2 separate regions of the Homo sapiens genome follow, and region 2 is linked to region 1. Evidence: chromatin loops called from intact Hi-C (ENCODE). Cell type or tissue: GM12878. All regions are shown on one strand. Each heading gives the region's core, and the rest is flanking DNA. Links, peaks and the distances in the headings are about the cores only. Region 1 overlaps ARHGAP24 (Rho GTPase activating protein 24). Region 2 overlaps ARHGAP24 (Rho GTPase activating protein 24).

Region 1 (9,446 bases), core at 572-8,571:
AAAAAAAAGGAAAAGAAAAAGGATAAGATAAAGATTTTTTAAGATCGAAGTATAGTCTAGAATCTACTACCAATTAGCTTTGTAACTTACTTGAACAAGTTACACTCTTCTGAGCCCTTATATTTACTCATTTATTCAATATTTATTCATTCAGCAAATATTGGGTAAGTATGAACTAACTGACAGGCACTATTCCAAGCCCCAGGGATAGACCAGTGAACAACTCAAAGTCACTCTTCTCACTGTAGTCAAGTGAGACTGACATTATATAAATACATAAATGTGTAATGTTCTAGATAGAGTTAAGTGCTATGGTGAAAACTTAAACCAGCAAGGGAATAAGAAAGGCTGGAGCCAGGGAAGAAAATAATTGCTGCTTTATGAAGAATTGCCAGAGAAAGACTGATCAGATGACATTTAAGAAAAGACTTGAAGAGTTTGAGAGACAATAATAATACAGACCTTACTTCCTTCATGGATTGCTAGAACTTTATGAAAGGGCTTTGCAAATGTGGAAGGGTATCTGCAGTTCTCTCAAGTTTGATTTGTCTTTGGTGAGAGAGGGCCTGAGTTTACTTCCCTCTATCTAAGGACATTCTCCCTTTGGAGATGGAGTAGATGTTATCTATAGAAACACATGGATGAGAATAATAGAGTCTGTATCAGGGCCAGAATGGTCAGATGATTTCCATTCTGCCTAAACTGAATTAATGAGATATAGAGATCAACATTCGCTATAGAGAGCTATGTATTCTGCATCAAATGTCCTTTAAGTTTCTTTTATTTTAGCCACAAAGATTTTCCAAAATACCAAGGATCGTCAAAAAGAAAGAAAGAGAGAGAGAGGGAGGGAGGGAGGAACGGAGGGAGGAAGGGAGAGAGAGAAAGAGAGAAAGAGAGAAAAAGAGAGAAAGAGAAAGAAAACCACAATCTTACACTTCACTGGTATCAGGTCACCAGTTGTCACTAAAAAAATATCATGCAGGAATCATCTCCGTACCCCTTCCCTAATATCATTAATACATTTCATTCATTTGAATCTGTCCCAGATATTTCTCTGTGCATTTAGCTATATTCACATATATCACAGCCACTCTGGGATGAATTTTAAATCATAAAGAAGGAAATGTTTCTGAAAACTGTCAAGCATTATTTTCTTTTCTTTTCTTTTTTTTTTTTTTAAGAAACTTGGCACGGCGTAGCTATGGCTCCAACACCTGGGCTAAATGAGGAAGTATCAAAAATACTTCCTCATTTAGCCCAGGTGTTGGAGCCATAGCTACGCCGTGCCAACTTTCTCAGGGTTTAGCCCCTTGGTCTTGGGCTTTCCCTCAGGTGTTGATGGGGCTCAAGTGAGACAGAATATGAAAGTGCATGATGCCTGGTGCTGGCTGCAGACCAACGAAAATCTCTGGGCCTTGGTGTTTATACAGGTGTGCCTCTAACTGTCTGTGGGTCTGCAGTTATAAAACAGAAGCCACAAAATGTGCCAGAGGTAGGGGAAAGCTAAGGAGCGAATGAAAATTTCTAAACTCTTTAAAGATTTCTTCTATTTAAGAGCCTTCTTTGTCTTTAACATAAATTCTAATATGTTGTTTATAATGAATGAGCAGAAAGTGTCTTATTCAAGTGTATGCTCAAAAATATGAATTGAATTGAAAAAGGCAGAAAAGAGAGAAAAGAGGAAAAGAATAAAACAGGGAGAGGAGACTGTTGTAATATATAAGACTTTCAGACATAAATACGGTATGCTAATATGGAATTTTTTTAAGGATGCCAATTACCTAATGCATCTCTATTTTTGTCAATAAAGGCAACAAGTTGAATGTTACCTGTTAGGGCAACCAGCCAAACAGTTTCCATGCTGACCACTACTTCTTTGTGGTCCACTGACATTATAAATATAGCCTAGTCTCTGTGAGACTTTATTGTATTTATTATTTACATATAAACATAAACAATAGTGTTCATCTCTGTGGCCCTGTGCTTCATATAGTACCTGGTTGATAGTACTCAATGTTTTTTTGTTTGGTTGTTTTTTTTTTTTTTTTTTTTTTTTTGAGACAGAGACTTGCTCTGTCGCCAGGCTGGAGTACAATGGCATGATCTCAGCTCACTGCAACCTCCACCTTCCTAGTTCAAGCAATTCCCCTGCCTCAGCCTCCTGAGTAGCAGGGATTATAGGTGCGTGCCACCCTGCCCAGCTAATTTTTTTGTATTTTTAGTAGATACGGGGTTTCACCATGTTGGCCAGACTGGTCTCGAACTCCTGACCTCAGGCAATCTGCACGCCTCAGCCTCCCAAAGTGTTGGGATTACAGGCATAAGCCACCATGCCCAGCCAGTACTCAATGTTTTTAAATATGAATTTATTAATATAATTAAACCCGAGGACTTTCTTTAGTTAGAGAGATAGCACAGGCTGCTTAGGTTTGAATCCTGGCTCTCTACCTACTCCCTGTGTGACCTTCAACTTCTTAGCCTTTTTGTGACTCTGATTCCTCATCTGTAAAACAAGAGTAAGAGTATTACCTCCAGCAAAGGATGGTTGTGATGATTCAATACATTATGTTTCTAAAATGCTTAGTATCTAGTAAAGTGCTAGGATAAATTTGCTATTATTTAATAAGGATTGAATAAATATGCTCTGAAATGGGACCCCTATAAAATTATCTATTTTGCTAAATGTAAACTGAACAATAGAAATAGAATATATGGGGTATTGCCATCAACTGAATTTTCTCTTCATTGAGAAATTAGTGAACATCATTAGCCAGGAGGAGCAATAGTGTTGTTTCCGTTTTATTCTGGAATGTATGCCTCCATTACACTGTCCTCGTCCAATTGATCCTCCTTTATGTACCCCCAGAATATTCTGGAATAAGAGTATTACTCTGTTTCAGAACTGAGTTTTTATCACTGCTTTTGAAAATGTTTCAAGTTCACTATCAGTTGAGTAATTACTGATTTTTAAGACAATTTTATTTTCCTTTAATATGTTTTGCATAATACATATAAAATTTTTATTAATTAATCTGGAATGACTTCAGTTGTTTTCTAACACAAGGGCTTCTTTGTTTTTTGTGCCTTCTCTGCTCTTCCCATTATCACAATTGGGAAGGCAACTCCATGCATTCCTTCATGACTAAGTTAGATTTTTTTACAGTTTTAGATCATTTTTAATTGACACATAATAATTGCACATATTAATGGGACACAGTGTGATGTCTTAATGGATATATACATTGTATAATGATTAAATCAGCAGGGTATCTTGCATATCCATCATGTCAAGCATTTATCATTTCTTTGTTGTAAAAATATTCAAAATTCTTTCTCATAGTTACTTTGAAATATATGATGAAATACTTTGATGACCTGAAAAAGAGATCCTTCATTGCTTAGCATTATGGCACTTCCAGTTTAAATGCTATTAAACTGCACCTCATTAGATTACCCTATTTTTAACTATTGTACAACTGATATTTCTAGATTATGTGATGATTGGGCATAAGACAATTTAATGAACTTGTTTATTTGTGTCAGGTCCCTGAGGGTGTAGACTAAGTCTGAGCCAACTTCTTATTGCTCAGGTCTAGCAGAGCGTTTGGCATTAGTATGTTGAAATGAAGAGGTAATGTAGAATACCATGGTATGAAGCACATATTCCTTAGGAAGCACCCTTGGGAAGCGGAGGCAGGCGGATCACGAGGTCAGGAGATTGAGACCATCCTGGCTAACACGGTGAAACCTTGTCTCTACTAAAAATCCAAAAAAATTAGCCAGGTGTGGTGGCGGACACCTGTAGTCCCAGCTACTTGGGAGGCTGAGGCGGGAGAATGGCGTGAACCTGGGAGGTGGAGCTTTCAGTGAGCCGAGATCCTGCCACTGCACTCCAGCCTGGGCCACAGAGTGAGGAGTGAGACTCCATCTACAAAAAAAAAAAAAAAAAAAAAAAAAAAAAAAGAAAGCACCCTTATTGAGCCAGATGAATACATTTTAATAGATTTGACTCAGAATCACCAACAGAAATAGACAAAATGCAAAGGGTCTGAAATGGGTGAAGCTGAGTTGAAACTATATCAGAAATTATCTCAAGGTGGTTTCTAGCGTCGTGGGGAAAAAGTGTCACACTGATTTCTGACTTGTGGTGGTTTTTGCTACCATGGTGAACAAGTGTTTCCAGTTTCAAAAGTCTTGTGTTTGCTAGTAACTCACAAAGTTTCCATTCACATTCACCAATAGCCTTTTACTGTCTCTTCATTGTCTTTCCAGGCCTCCTACAGTAGTGCCTCAATTTTGGTGGCTCTTACATTTTTACTTGAAGAGTTAGGCTGCATATTGAAGTAAGTTAGATCTGGATTTGTCGAGGCTCTTGGTGTGGTTTTCTACAGATATGAAAGAAATAAAGAAAAACTGCCTTTTGGTATCAATTTATTCATCTAAAAATCATGATCATAATAGAAGAGAGGATGTTTATTGTTAAAGAAAATTGGAAATAGGAAAACATGAATCCATTTTGAAAAAGAGCCTGATTTCATGGTAAATAATAAAAAATAAGTTTTATTAGGATTTTTATCTTAAAAACATAGAGTTATACACATAACTATTTCATCTAATATGAAACAAGTTATAATTGCAGCTATGTGCTACTGCTACATGTGAAACTGGGAAGCATCTTGGAAGGGGGCCTAATGTTATAGTTTAGTGGATAAGTGAATATTTTATATTATAAAAAAACCTTTGCTTCCTAATGTGACCTGGTAAATGTAGGGAGTTGAACAATAAACTTCCAAATAAATAGACTAACCTAAAGTTATTGTGTGGATAAACTAATATGCATGGAACACCTTTGTCATAGTGTTGGATAAATGACAGTCACTGCATAATATTAAAGCATGTATCTCCACTAGATCCCATGACAATTATCCACTTAAGAAAAATGACAGCTTTAAAAAAGTGTCTGAATTTTTTAGGGATTTAGAAATTGTGTTTAGCACTTTCTTTTTTAAAAAATTTTCAGCTTATGGAAAAGTTTGGATTTATTAGTCAATACTACAAAAATCACTAACTCTTTACCTGCACTGTCCGACAGTAGTCCCTGTCCTCACCACTTCCCCTCTGTCCATGAACCCGATCCCTTCCTTTCATGAGGCAAATGATTCAGGTACATAAGCCTGTGTTAGAAAATGTGGAGAAAGACTGGAAATTAAGATGATCCTTTGAGTCTATGGCAAATGTCTGATGAAAATATGTACTGCTTGCTTGTTGAAACTTGATGGACTAGGCAAGAAAAATGTGAGTACATCTTGTTTTCAAACTCTAACCTGTCTTTCTGTGGCAAACAAGTTGTTTCCTTCTTCATTCAGATATTTAATTATAATCCCCTACTTGACCTGTGCTTTTCTCCAGGTTCTGTATAGTACCAGTGGGTATGTTGTAATTGACTGCATGCACTGGCAAGGAATCCTTTAAAAATAACTGGTGCAAATAATTAGGGTAATATTTCTTCTTTGGTGGCTAGTCAGGCAAAGATGTGGATAAATTGGGTTCTCTTTCATTACATTACACACACACACACACACACACACACACACACACACACAGACCAGTGTATAGCTGCCGGGCGCGGTGGCTCATGCCTGTAATCCCAGCACTTTGGGAGGCCGAGGCGGGTGGATCACAAAGTCAGGAGATTGAGACCAACCTGGCTAACATGGTGAAACCCCGTCTCTACTAAAAATACAAAAATTAGCTGGGCGTGGTGGTGGGCGCCTGTAGTCCCAGCTACTCGGGAGGCTGAGGCAGGAGAATGGCGTGAACCTAGGAGTTCACTGCAGAGCTGGCAGTGAGCCGAGTGCACTCCACTCGGCGTGGAGTGAGCCTCACTGCACTCCAGCCTGGGCAACAGAGCAAGACTCTGTTTCAAAAAAAAAAGACCAATGTATAGCAAAAGCATCCAAGTAGCAAAATGCGTAATTTCATATTTAAATATTATCTTATTCTTCACCCATGAATAAATAATCTAAAGCTGTATACTAAAAGGAATGCTTTTTATTCATTTCTATTTAATATTATTTTTAGTTTTAATTATGAAATGTTTCAAAAACTCAGAAGAATAAACCATTTTAGAAGATATTTAGAGGATACCCATATACCCACCACTCACATTTAATGAATTAACATTTTGCCATATTTTTTCATACAGTATTTTTGTAAAGAAAGAAAATGTTACAGATACACAGATAACAGCTAAAGCCCTATCCTTTCCATTCCTTTTTTTTTTTTTTTTTTTTTTGTGGCAATCTCGCTGTGTCGTCACCCAGGCTGCTGGTGCAGTGGCACAATCATGGCTCACTGCAGCCACAACCTCCTGGACTCAAGCAATTCACCCACCTCAGCCTTCTGAGTAGCTGCGACCACAGATACACTACCACACCCAGCTAATTTTTGTATTTTTTTGTAGAAGCAGGGTTTCGCCATGTTGCCCAGGCTGGTCTTGAACTCCTGGGCTCAAGCAATCTGCCCATCTCAACCTCCCAAAGTGCTGGGATTACATGTGTGAGCCACCGCACTCAGTCTCCCTTCCTTTTTAAGTTACAGTTTACTATCCTGAAGTTGGTGTGTGCAAATGTATACCTTTGCACAGCTTTGCATATATGTATATCCATAAACAACACTAAGTTTATGTTTTAAAAGTTTAATAAATATCACAGTTTATGACTTCTTTTGTAGTTTGCTTTCATCACTCAGCATTATATTTCTGAATTTTATCCATGTTGATTAATTTAGGACGTACTTCGTTCATTTTAACTGCTATATAATATTCCATTGCATGAACCCTGTCCTGTTATAAAGGAAAGTCTTAAATTTATTAAATGCCTATTAGGTGTCAGACATTATAATACGTATATATACATATGTACATCATATATATGCTTTGATTTTTGCCTCCAGGTTATCCATTAATTTGATGTTTTGCTGACTGGCAAGGCTAAGAATGAGAAACAATTTTATTTTCCTGCACAGCAAAGCCCAACATTTCTGGGATCGCCATATGTCCTCTTAATTCTATTTGCAAACCAGTCAGTTCTTTGCTGAGTTTGTCCATTTTTTGGGGAATATTACCAAACACCTAGCAGAAACCTATTCACATTTTTAATATACTAGCCAGGAACCTGCTTGCCTAAGTTTACAAGTTTACTAAGTATATTTTCTGTCTCCAAATTATCACAGGCAGCATTTATTTTAACCAAACATATTACTAATACATTAAATGGATCTTCATTTTTCTAGCCTCCTAGAAAGGAGCTTCATGGTCACCACCTGATCCCAAAGCCAGTGATACATATATTAGGTTTTTGGCACAGTAGTACCTCACGTCTCAGTACCAGTTATCAGAACTAGTTATCCTCACTGTTTTTCTTGTGAGAAATTGAGGAGATATCCATTTGGAGCAAAAGGGAATGAAGACAGAAAAGACAAATGGGCCAAGCTTAGAATAAGAAATCTGAATTTTCATTTTCTTTTTATTATGTTTTTAAGCATGCAATTCTTTTCTTTAGAAAACTTTATTGGCAAAAAATGATGATCAAATTGACACAAACATGAAGAACTCTGTCATCACTGTTCATAAAACAGTCTCCAAGAAGAAAACAGAAATTAATCTTATGCCCCGAAATGTCTTCTTTATTCTCCTGAAATAGAGTGATAGACACTATGGAGATGGCCTGGCATCTGATCTCTACCATTTACCAGTTGTATGACATTGGGCATCTTGTGTAATTTCTCTGGGCTTAGTTTATTTGTACAATAGGGGAAAGGATACCTACTTCCTGAAGTTATTGTGAGAATTAAATTTTAATAAATATTTATATATATTTAGTGCTTAGTAGGGAAAGAAGTCAGAGATCGCATCTAGAGGAATTGCCTTGGGTATCCACATGTACCTCCCATACAGAAAAGAACATAATTTCCTATGTATTATAATAGCTGCTTTAAGCTTTACATTTGTTGACTCTTAAAAGTTTTTATGAATATTTGTTGTTAGAATTTAGAGTCTGAAAGAAAGCTATTGAAAAAAATATTTTAATTATTGACCATATTTCCTATCATTGATTAGGCTGGATTTAAATGGCTCTGGTGAACCCAGCCTAATGATTTTAGCCATCTTAATTAGTAATCAGTTGGAATTAATAAATGATTTATGTAATGGCCCAGGGTGAATTTTCAATGCCTTAAAATACTTAAATATCACATTAATTCCTTTTGATAATATCATATATTAGGATAGTAATCATCCTATATAACCCTGACATTATTAAAATTGCTCATAGATCCTGTGATTAAACTAGGCCATCAGAGTCACACGAATATTTATTTATAAATTGTCCTCCTTCTTCATCATTACATTGTTTTTATTGAAATGTAATTTGACTTGGTTTCATGTGCCTATATCAAGAAAGGTAAGAATAAGTCTGTGAAAACTAACTTGTCACTGTATTTAATATAAATATAATGTCTGACATTACAGTTTTTCTCAAGATGATCCATAGAAGAAATTTCTCTTCAATTTCATTTTAAAAGGGTGTGTTTTTCCTTTATATCAGGTGTATATTTGCTGTATAAATACAGTAAATTTTCCAAACATTTATCTCTTGATTTGGGTTGAACACACAAGATTTTGTGCATGCAGTTTGTATACTAACCTTCTTCTATCTTCCTTTTTGTTTTTCTACCCTACTTTTCTTTCACCTAAGATTTATTACATATATTGTATTTATTTTACTTTGCTATATTCTTTATCTGTAAGTCATGTCTTAGTTTAAACCCCTCCTAAAACAACAAAAGATAAAATTAATTTTATCAGTGATTAAAGTCACTGAGAGACTTCACTGATATTCAGCTATAATGAATGTAATTTAATATTCAGCTTACCTGTGCGGAAATAAATAAGTCTCACCAGGGTACCATTTTCTAAGGGTTGCTTCTCAACTGGCTTATACATGCTGGATGCCAGAATCTTTTCCACAATTCTCAGTTGACTTGAGACATGTATGGTAGCTCATATATGTCTTTAAAATTGCTGGATGTTATTTTTGGTAAGAAAAATATTAATTGAGAATATATAACTCTATGATATATAATTAATTATGTTGTAATCATGAAATTATTAATCAAATATAAGCTCACAGAGAGCAGACCAGTGGTTATACAGACTGTAGTATGAATTGTGAATCCTTCCCACAAGGGATAAGTGGAAATCTTAGTTTAAGAAAGCTAGTTTTTCAATCAATAAGTTTTCAATCAATAAGCATTTCTAACTCATGTAAACATTGGGGAAGTGGGTGTAAACTCTGCAAAAGCATGTGGTCACTAGAGTATTGTTTATATTATTTATCCTGAAAAATTAATTAGTATTGTGTCTATTCTAAGACAACATCTTT
Region 2 (9,446 bases), core at 979-8,978, 120 kb after region 1:
CCCATCTGACCCAGTGCCTAAAATCAATATTAACTAAAAGTAGGAGGTGTTCTTTCCTCTTCCTTCCTCCAGGGAAAGAAAAGAAGAGGTGAACACAAAAGACAAGGGGATGAGGAATGAAAAGTAGCCATGGAAAAAAATAAGATAAATTTTGAAGGATAATCTAAAGTGATTTTTATCTGCCTGGAAACAAAATTAGGCCTTCAAAAAAAAAAAAGATGTTATTTATCCTACCTTTAGCCACAACTATACTAATTATTTCCAATACCCTCAGACAATTACATGTTACTTTTGTACATTTCAAATTTTAAAAAGTTTCCATTCTAATTATTTTTTCCAGAAGGATTTCTTAGGAGATAGGTGAAAAGTTAGAGGACATGGGTGCCTAAAGAATCTAATAAATGCATTGATCCTTTTGCCAAAAAAAAAAAAAAAAAAAAAGGCAAATACCTACCAAAATTGCACATACTTTTGAGGACTTCAGAGATTCCCTAAAATGCAATCATTGACTGTAGTTTAAGAATAATAGTTTATATTGGGAACCAAAGACTTTATTATCTCTCTCTCTCTCACCTCTCTCTCACTCTTTATCTCTATTTTAGCTAATCTGTCTATGTTCCTATGCATTTATCTATTTTATCTATGTACATGTGTGCATAAACTGTTATTTGTAATTATCTGTTATACCAATCAGTTTTAGACTTTTACCTCTCTGATTCAGTTGTTCTTTCTCCTGTTTCTATGATTGTGTAACTCCACAGACCTATTTTGCACATTTACAGAAGAACTTTTCCTGGATGGAACATTTCATGGGTCTGGAGGCTGTAAAATTTTTAATTTAGTAAAACTTCAACCTACTTAGATGGTTACTGCAGCTGTGTTACATAATAGGCCAGCTGAGAAATAAATAGTTATGAGATAGATTCATGGGTGTCTCTGGGAAAGAAAAAAGTTTGGCCAATTTTTGAGTTTTTGGGATAATAATGTAACAACAGCAATAAAAGTTTACCATACATGTCTGCATTTGTGACTCCTTCTGGGTTGAATAAATAACGTCATTGGCTACATTAACTTGCTGTCATTTGAAAATGTAAGCCAATATTTGACATATATTTTATATGAAAATGTAGGAATGTTTTAATTGTGTTTTAGCATCAAGTTTAGTCACTTTCTTGATCACCAGTTAAATATGCTGCTTAGGCATTTAATTTTACAACACTCCCTTATCTTAACTTTTTTTCTTTTTTGTGTTAATTCTGTAAGTTAAAATCCATGCAATTATATTTGTTACCCCAAAGCAGCTGTGACAATCTCTTTTTTTGTCTGCCTAAGTCTGTAGGCAGCCGTGAAGCTTGTATTTTTTTTTTGCTTAGATTTAATATGTGCAAATCATTTAGAGAATGTGAGTAGGAGTTGCTTACGGTATGAAAACATAATTCTATATACACAAGTAGCTCTACATGAACTAAATAAATGCATTGGTGAAAGCAGCATGTATTAACTACTATGTGTTCTTAAAGAAAGTGTTTGAGATTTTTGTTTCAAAATTCCCTTCCTACTTAAAATACATTAAAATATACACTTGAAAGAAGCTATTAACATGGTACAAAGAACGTTTTAAAAATGTTTTTAATCCTTTGGAATTCTGGCTAATGTCATTTCAACCAACATACATTTGGGGCATTTACGAACTGATGGACAGCATGATCATACGATCCTCCTGTGAAGTGTCCCTATGAGGAGTGAGTGTCCTCTCACAGTGTTGGTAGACATATTGATCCAGTCACCATCACTATTCGCTAGACCAGGGGCCAGCAAACCTTTTCTGGAAAGATCCAGGAGTAAATATTTTAGGATTTTGTGACCATAAGGTTTCCACTACAGTTGTTCAACTCTGCCATGGTAGCGAAAACAAATGGATGTGGCTGTATGTCAATAAAATTTACTTATGGTCACTGAAATGTGAATTTTATATACTTCTCAAATATCAGAAATATTATTCTTTATTTTTTTCCAACCACTTAAAAATGTAAAAAATAAACAGTGAACCAGATTTGGCCCGTGGGCATAGTTTGCTGACCCCTGGGCTAGATAAAAAAAGCAAACCTATGAAAAGGAAGATGAAATACTGATATAAATCACTAATCCCCACTGGTGCCACCAGAGCCAGAATTAGAACTCTGAGACAGCCTGTCTCCCCAGGCCATGGCATTATCCATTGCCTCAAAATCATGATTCAGGAACTATTTGCCAATATTTTTATTTAGAAGTTCCATCTCTGAATAATATCTATGCTTTAAATCACATTGAACTTTAAAAGTGTTAGTGACCAAACTGAAATCTCTTTTAAACACCATCTCAGTTCATTTGGAATTCTAGATTCTGACCAGAACTGAAATCTCTTATGTGACTTTATGAATACCATTAATAGGAGATGGGATGTGCCTAGCATGAAAAACATGTCCCATATTTTATTCAGTCCACACAAATTCAGGGAGTTATTTACAAATATTCTGAGATTGAAGCAACTCTGGCAAGATCAAATAAGCTTGAAGTGTCTTCTAAGCTTTCCTTTATATGATGTACATTAGCTGTTTTTTGTTTTGTTTTTTGAGACAGGGTCTCACTCTGTCACCCAGGCTGGAGCACAGTGGTGCAATCACGGCTCACTGCCGCCTCAACCTCTTGGGCTCAAGTGATCCTCCTGCCTCAGCCTCCCGAGTAGTAGCTGGAACCACAAGTTCACACCACCATGCTCAGCTAATTTTTTTGTTTTTGTAGAGATGAGGTCTCACTATGTTGCCCAGGCTGGTCTCAAATCCCTGAGTACAAGCAGTCCTCCTCCCTCAGCCTCCCAAAGTGCTGGGATTATAGGCGTGAGCCACCACACCCAGCTTGCATTAGTATCTTAAAGCTCTAAGTATCTCACAGAAAATAACAATACATTATTTGTAAGTAAAACAAACAAACAAGCTTATCTTCTTAGAGGGGTAGTTTGTTTCCCTTACCACCCATTTATTAACATCTCCCTGCCCCAAACCCACCAGTTTTCTTTTACCATCAGTATGAGAAATGTTCCCATAATATTAATATTTAATATTTACTGAAATATGTGTCAGGCCCTGTACTGATATATGTCAGGCATTATATACAATGACTCATTTAATATAACTGCACACACACACACACACACACACACACACACACACACACACAGAGAGAGAGACTGGGCATGTGTGTGTGTGTATATATACATATATGTATATGTGTATGTATGCAAAACGGTGGTACAAATTCACATTTTTAATAAGTGGTAAAGCCAGGATTCACACCCATCTGCGCCCACAAAACCACCTTCTTATACCAATAAGAATATGGATAGGTTTATTATCTACACTACACTGAGGCCAAATATCTGAGACTTAAGAGAAACAAGGATGACAAGAAGAAATGGGGTTATAGGTTTAAGAGTCAGTATACTCTGCATTTCATTCCTTTCTCCTCCATACTCACAGTCCTTGCATTGTCTGTGTTCTCTTCCTTCCCTATTAGATTGGAAGCTCTTGAGAAGAGACACCTTCTATCCCTACTGCCTAGCAGAGTGCTGTCATGTAGTGTATGCTTAATGCATGTTTGTTGAATTAATGAATAAACAAGACTGCAGTTTTATCATCTATGGATTGATCACATTGGATTAGTCAAAGTTAGAGTTGTCTAGGTCTGAGTTATTTAACTTGATTATTGACCTTTTTCCCAGTGCCTCCTGAGACTGGATCCTAGAGAAGTTCATTAACTTCTCAGACTCTACACGATTTTAAAAGTAGACAACATTATAGCTAGATAGGAGGAAAAAGTTCTAGTGTTCTATACTACTGTAGGGTGACTATAGTTTGCGTTAATATATTATCATGTCAAATAGCTAGATGGAGGATATTGAATGTTCCAAACACAAAGAAATGATAAATATTTGAGATGGTGGATATGCAAATTATCCTGATTACTCACTATACATTATATATATTTCACAACATCACTAAGTACCCCATAAATATGTACAATTATTATGTGTCAATGTTTTTTAATAAAAGAAAGTAGTACTCTCCTCATTCTTGAGTCCTTCATTAATACACCAATAGTGTCTTTTATTACTTTGAAAACAGAAGCTATTTACAAAGAAGTTATTTGCTGAAATAAATGTGATCTTTCCCATTGTTCTTTGTGATATGGTTTTAATTATGCATTCTCAGGCCATTTGTGTTCACCTGCTTCTTTTATCCAATAATTGAAAAGGGCTTTCAATCTAATCAAGCTATGAAAATAGCAAAGTACTAAACAAATGTCAGCTGCTGTTATTACAAATAGAGTTTGTCCAGGCAGGTCTTTGTCTATGGTAGGGCTTCTTTGAGCCACAGAAAGAGTGTGTTTGGGTGACTTGATGGCCAGTGGAGAGAAAAACCAATAGGTTAGAAACGATGTCAGAATGAGAAAGGGGAATCATACTTCAAAGGAAAAGAAACAGATGAGGAAAAGGAAAATGAGTGTGCAGCAGAACAGCTGCTGATAATTAAGAGTGAGAGATAAGCTTGTAGCCAGGAGAGCACTGGCATATCACTGAGACCTGTGCCAACTCTCAGGGAACCAAGGAAGGCTTTTTCTTTTCTTTTTTAATAGAAAACTGAGATGAAGTGGTCCTGAATGTTTCAAAAGATAAAACCCTAAGGACCATCTGCAGCCCAATAATGCATCCCTAGGACTGTCAGGCTTCCTGGCTTTAAAATGGACCTTATCTTTATTTGCCTATTCATTTGTGGGTTCATTTAGCCCATGCTAATCAAATATTTATATTTCAAACATAGGATTAATAAACAAAAATTCAAACTTCTTTTTTTTTTTTTTTTGAGACAGAGTTTCGCTCTTGTTGCCCAGGCTGGAGTGCAATGGTGTGATCTCAGCTCACTGCAACCTCCACCTCCCGGGTTCAAGCGATTCTCCTACCTCAGCCTCCTGAGTAGCTGGGATTACAGGCATGTGCCACCAAGCCTGGCTAATTTTGTATTTTTTTTTTTTTAGTATTTATTTTTCTCCATGTTGATCAGGTTGGTCTCGAACTCCCAACCTCAGATGATGCACCTGCCTCGGCCTCCCAAAGTGCTGGAATTACAGGCGTGAGCCACCGCGCCCGACCTCAAACTTCTATATTACATTCAAATTGCATCAACCAGCTATAGATCTTATAGGCCTCACCAACTTTTTTTTTTTTTTTTTTTTTGAGATGGAGTTTCGCTCTGTCACCCAGGCTGGAATGCAGTGGCACGATCTCAGCTCATTGCAAGCTCTGCCTCCCGGGTTCACACCTTTCTCCTGCCTCAGCTTCCCGAGTAGCTGGGACTACAGGCGCCCACCACCACACTTGGCTAATTTTTTGTATTTTTAGCAGAGACAGGGTTTCACTGTGTTAGTCAGGATGGTCTCGATCTCCTGACCTCATGATCCACCTGCCTCGGCCTCCCAAAGTGCTGGGATTACAGGCGTGAGCCACCACGCTGGGCCCAGGCCTCACCAACTTGGTAGGACAGTCCCTAAACTGTTATTATGAAGGGGCACTGGTTTAAGGACTCTCTGGTCCCATATAGAAAGTTTTTCTATGAACTTGTGCTTGATTAGCACTGTTTTTAAAATAACATTTTCTGTGCCTTTCACAAGAAAGGGGAGTGAGTAGAAAGAATCTTTAGTGTATTTTTTGGCTTTCTAGGGCTTCCATAACAAGTACTACAAACTGGGTGACATAAGCAACAGAAATGTATTTTCTCAGGATTCTGGAGGCTAGAAGTTCAAGATCAAGGTGTCAGCTGGGTTGGTTTCTTCTGAGGGCTCTCTCCTTGGTTCATCTCCTTCTCCCTGTGTCTTCACAGGGTCTTCCCTCAGTGCCCTTCTGTGTCCTAATTTCTTCTTCTTATAAGGACATCAGTTGCATAGGATTAGGGCCACCCTCATCACCTCATTTTAAATTAATTACCTCTTTAAAGACCCTGTCTCCAAATGGGGTCACATTCTGAGGTATTGGGGGTTTGAAGTTCCTTGTATGTATTTTGGGGAAACACAAGTAAGCCCATATCAGAATTAAAAAGGAAATGAGACTTAACTGTTCTTCTAAAGGCTTCTCTATTTTAGGGGACAAACTTTCCCTCATGTTTCTGACTGACTGTTTGAGCTCCACCCTACTCCTCAAAGAAAGAAGCAGAAATCCAGACCTTGCTATATGTTCACCACACTATAATCCAGAACTCTACTTATTCCTGCCACAAATATTAAAAAAGCTGAGAGATTTAGCAACCAAAGCATTAACTAAAAACACAGGAAATAAAAATGAGGGCTGCCCAGGGGAAGAACAAATATTGTATATCTAGCTATTTTTCCTGAAAATTGACCTTGGATTTAAAACTCTCTTCAATTTTACTCTTAGTGTTTTGTTTTGTTTTGTTTTTATCACTTTGCCCAAAGGAAATACATTGGACATCTAGCCTTAGTGCTGTTGTTATTGTCTTTATTTGTGTATTTTTTTCTTTTTAAGTGAAGGTTAATTTTATTTGAGGACAAACTTCTCTCTAAAAGTGGTACACCAATGCTTTAAATACAACTGTTATGCATCTAGACAGAGGCAGAAAGCCAAAGGGAGCACTTGATACATCTTATCCAGTTGCCCAAGCTTTCTGTAGTGAATTACCAACTTGTCATTTAGGATATACAGGAGCAAGGGGTGTCAAGGCAGGCAATTAAGGCTTCTGGAAAACAATTAGTGCAGGGGCATGACATAATTCAGGGAATTTTTTTTTTTTTTTTTTTTTTTAGCAGCAATCACATTGTCCTTCTCATGACTCATTATTTCTGATGTGTCACTTGCTTATCGGAATCACAGTGGAGATAATGACAAAACTGTGCTTGGAGGCTATTTGGCTCTGATCTCTGGGCTGTGATTTGTCATAATGGGTTCTTTGATTGAAAGACAAGTAACTCATTCCACTTTGGCTATAACTGATGCAAATCAGTTATTATTTAAGTAGTTGGTTTATTTTGCATTTTATTTTCGATCATCCTGTCTCCCACACATAGCCTTACTGCCAACTTAATTTAATGGATATTCCCCTAATTTCCTAATACCAAGTATACAAAATTACTTATATCTGTTACTACAGAGAAACTGCCCCTTTTCCTTCCTAAATCCAGTTCTTCATCTGTCTTTGAATTCCTTCCACTCCCACCTTTTCAGGAACCGTAATCTATTGATTGTACTGTTTTTATCTTGTTATGTAATTTTGGCTCCTGTGTGTATTCTCATAGGATTACAGGTGTGAGTACATTAATGTTTTCATTTAAAAAGCAAATGAATCTCATGCATACTAAAGTTTTAAAAATATGAACATACGATCATGCTATTAGTTCTCTGAGTTTATAAAAAAAATAATAATCTCTTAACCACACTTCTCCCATCATCCAGCACCTCACGTGTTTTGCTTCTTTTTGCAACAAAACTATACCACACTCATTCCAAGTTCTAGCTTTGTTCAAATCAACTTTTGTCCACTCATTCCACCAGATTTTTTTTTTACTAATGACATTGATGACAGCTGATTTTTCTTTATCCATTGATTACATTTTAATCCTCATAATAATTGCCCAATCAGAATCATTTGACCCAGTTGATTACTCCTTTTTTCTGGGTACACATTCTTCATTTGGCTTTTAGGACACTAACTTTCTTAGTTTTCATCCTACTCTATTGTCCCTGTCTCTTAGTCACCATTACTTGTTAGTCTTCTTCTCCCTTACCTCGTCATGTCAGAGGGCCCTTGGACTCAGTCTTGGTCCTCTTTGTCCTGGAGCACTGCAATATTCTACTAGCTTGTCTTCAGACTCTAGTCTTCCCTCACTCTCTTCTCTTCCATACACTGTAGCCAGAGTGATATTTTTAATAGACTTAATTTTTAGAGCAGTTTTAGGTTTATAAAACATTACATTAAAAAGTACATAGAGCTCCCATATACAGTGATATTTTTTATATTCAAGTATGATCAAGTCACCTCCTATTTTTTTAAAAAAATCTATCACCGTCTACAGGACTATAGCCTATAACTACCCCCGATGTATTTTATTTTTCTCTCTTGCTCTGTGTACTCTACCACATTGACTTTCTTTGAGTTTCTCAAATGTGCAATGCATCACACTAACCATAGGCCCTTTATATATGCTGTTCCCTCTTTTTAGAATGGCTCCTCCCATCATTCCAAGATTCATAAGATAACTACTATTCATCTCTCAAATGGTATGTCAATTGCTGCTTCTTTAGAAAAGAAACTCAATCCTCCCTCACAGGATGTCTTAAACCACTTTGAAGGCCCATGATCTGTACTTCTTGCCATTTTTCTTATAGAAATAATGTCTGTCTCTCACTCAAGAATGTAAGTTCCATGAGAGCTAGAACTTTGTTTTGCTCATCATCTTATTTCCAGTGTGCAGCAAATTGCCTGACATGTCATAACCATTTATAAATATTTGTTGAACAAAAGAAAGAAAGAAAGAAGGAAGGAAGGAAGGCACAGGAAGGTAGTGTAATGTAGAAATGGGTAGCTTCTGGGGTTACTAATCAGAAACCCTGAGTGCTACAGTAATTCTGTGATTCAATTCGAATCCAAAGTTTGGTTAAGTTAATCAAACATTTAGTAAGAATCAGCAATGAGCAAGATATTATGTGCCAAATTCTTATCCTCAAGAAACTATTGTTTATCATCCAATAAACATCAAGTAGAGGTGGAATTCTGCTGAACACTCAAGGAACACCGATCAAGTCCATTATTGAAGCAATCGAGTACTTACAAAACTAGTAAGTAGGTAGAGGAGAAGAGATTTTTGTTTCTGCTGTATCTCTTAGGCAATTTCTCTAATTCTTGTGGCATCCACTTCCTCAACAGTTAAGTGAATGTTACACTGTGGAGCTAACAGATGAGACAATGTATGTGAATGTCTGTAAACTAGTGTCACCCAAATGAGGATGGTGATCTGTGTAAATTAGTATAAACTATCCCACTAGTCTACCATCATATGTGCCTAACTTGTCCTAAACTCAGCTTTCTTTAATGAAACCTCATTATTTCTAATGTGTTCAAATTCAATGATAAGTTTTAGTAACATCTTCTCTGTCATCTTTCCCCTAGTTGATGTGTGAAAATCAATTGATGTGAAGGTACTCAATGGAAAAAGAATGAGATGATCATTCTTTCACCAGCACACAGCTGGTGAAAAAATAATGGTTTTGTTTGTTTGTTTGTTTGTTTGTTTTTTGCATGATGGTATAACCTTCCTTCTCTAAATGCTGGAAGTCCAGACCTGAGTCATAAGTGACCCCTCTCCCCAGTGCCTATGAACTGGTGCCCAAATGTAAAATTCACCCA

Evidence for each region. Hi-C counts contacts between places; a loop is a spot of excess contacts. Peaks named below come from ENCODE experiments on the same cell type or tissue, not always from the same donor. Only the 100,000 strongest peaks of a DNase experiment are listed, where the experiment ranks them.
Region 2: it touches region 1 in a loop (2.7-fold over the local background); 5 of 110 quality-filtered maps call a loop at or near these places.

The regions. Positions count from the first base shown.
Region 1 is chr4:85,606,517-85,615,962 of GRCh38, forward strand. All of the region lies in intron 2 of ARHGAP24 (Rho GTPase activating protein 24), which reads left to right. Among named protein-coding and RNA genes, the nearest start is that of MIR4451, 110 kb to the right of the region's middle. RefSeq lists an enhancer at 4,185-4,244. In GM12878, for the core only: no CTCF peak of the experiment used is centred there; DNase peaks (open chromatin) are centred at 1,345 and 4,145; H3K27ac peaks cover 207 bases.
Region 2 is chr4:85,727,813-85,737,258 of GRCh38, forward strand. All of the region lies in intron 3 of ARHGAP24 (Rho GTPase activating protein 24), which reads left to right. Among named protein-coding and RNA genes, the nearest start is that of MIR4451, 10 kb to the left of the region's middle. In GM12878, for the core only: no CTCF peak of the experiment used is centred there; a DNase peak (open chromatin) is centred at 4,482.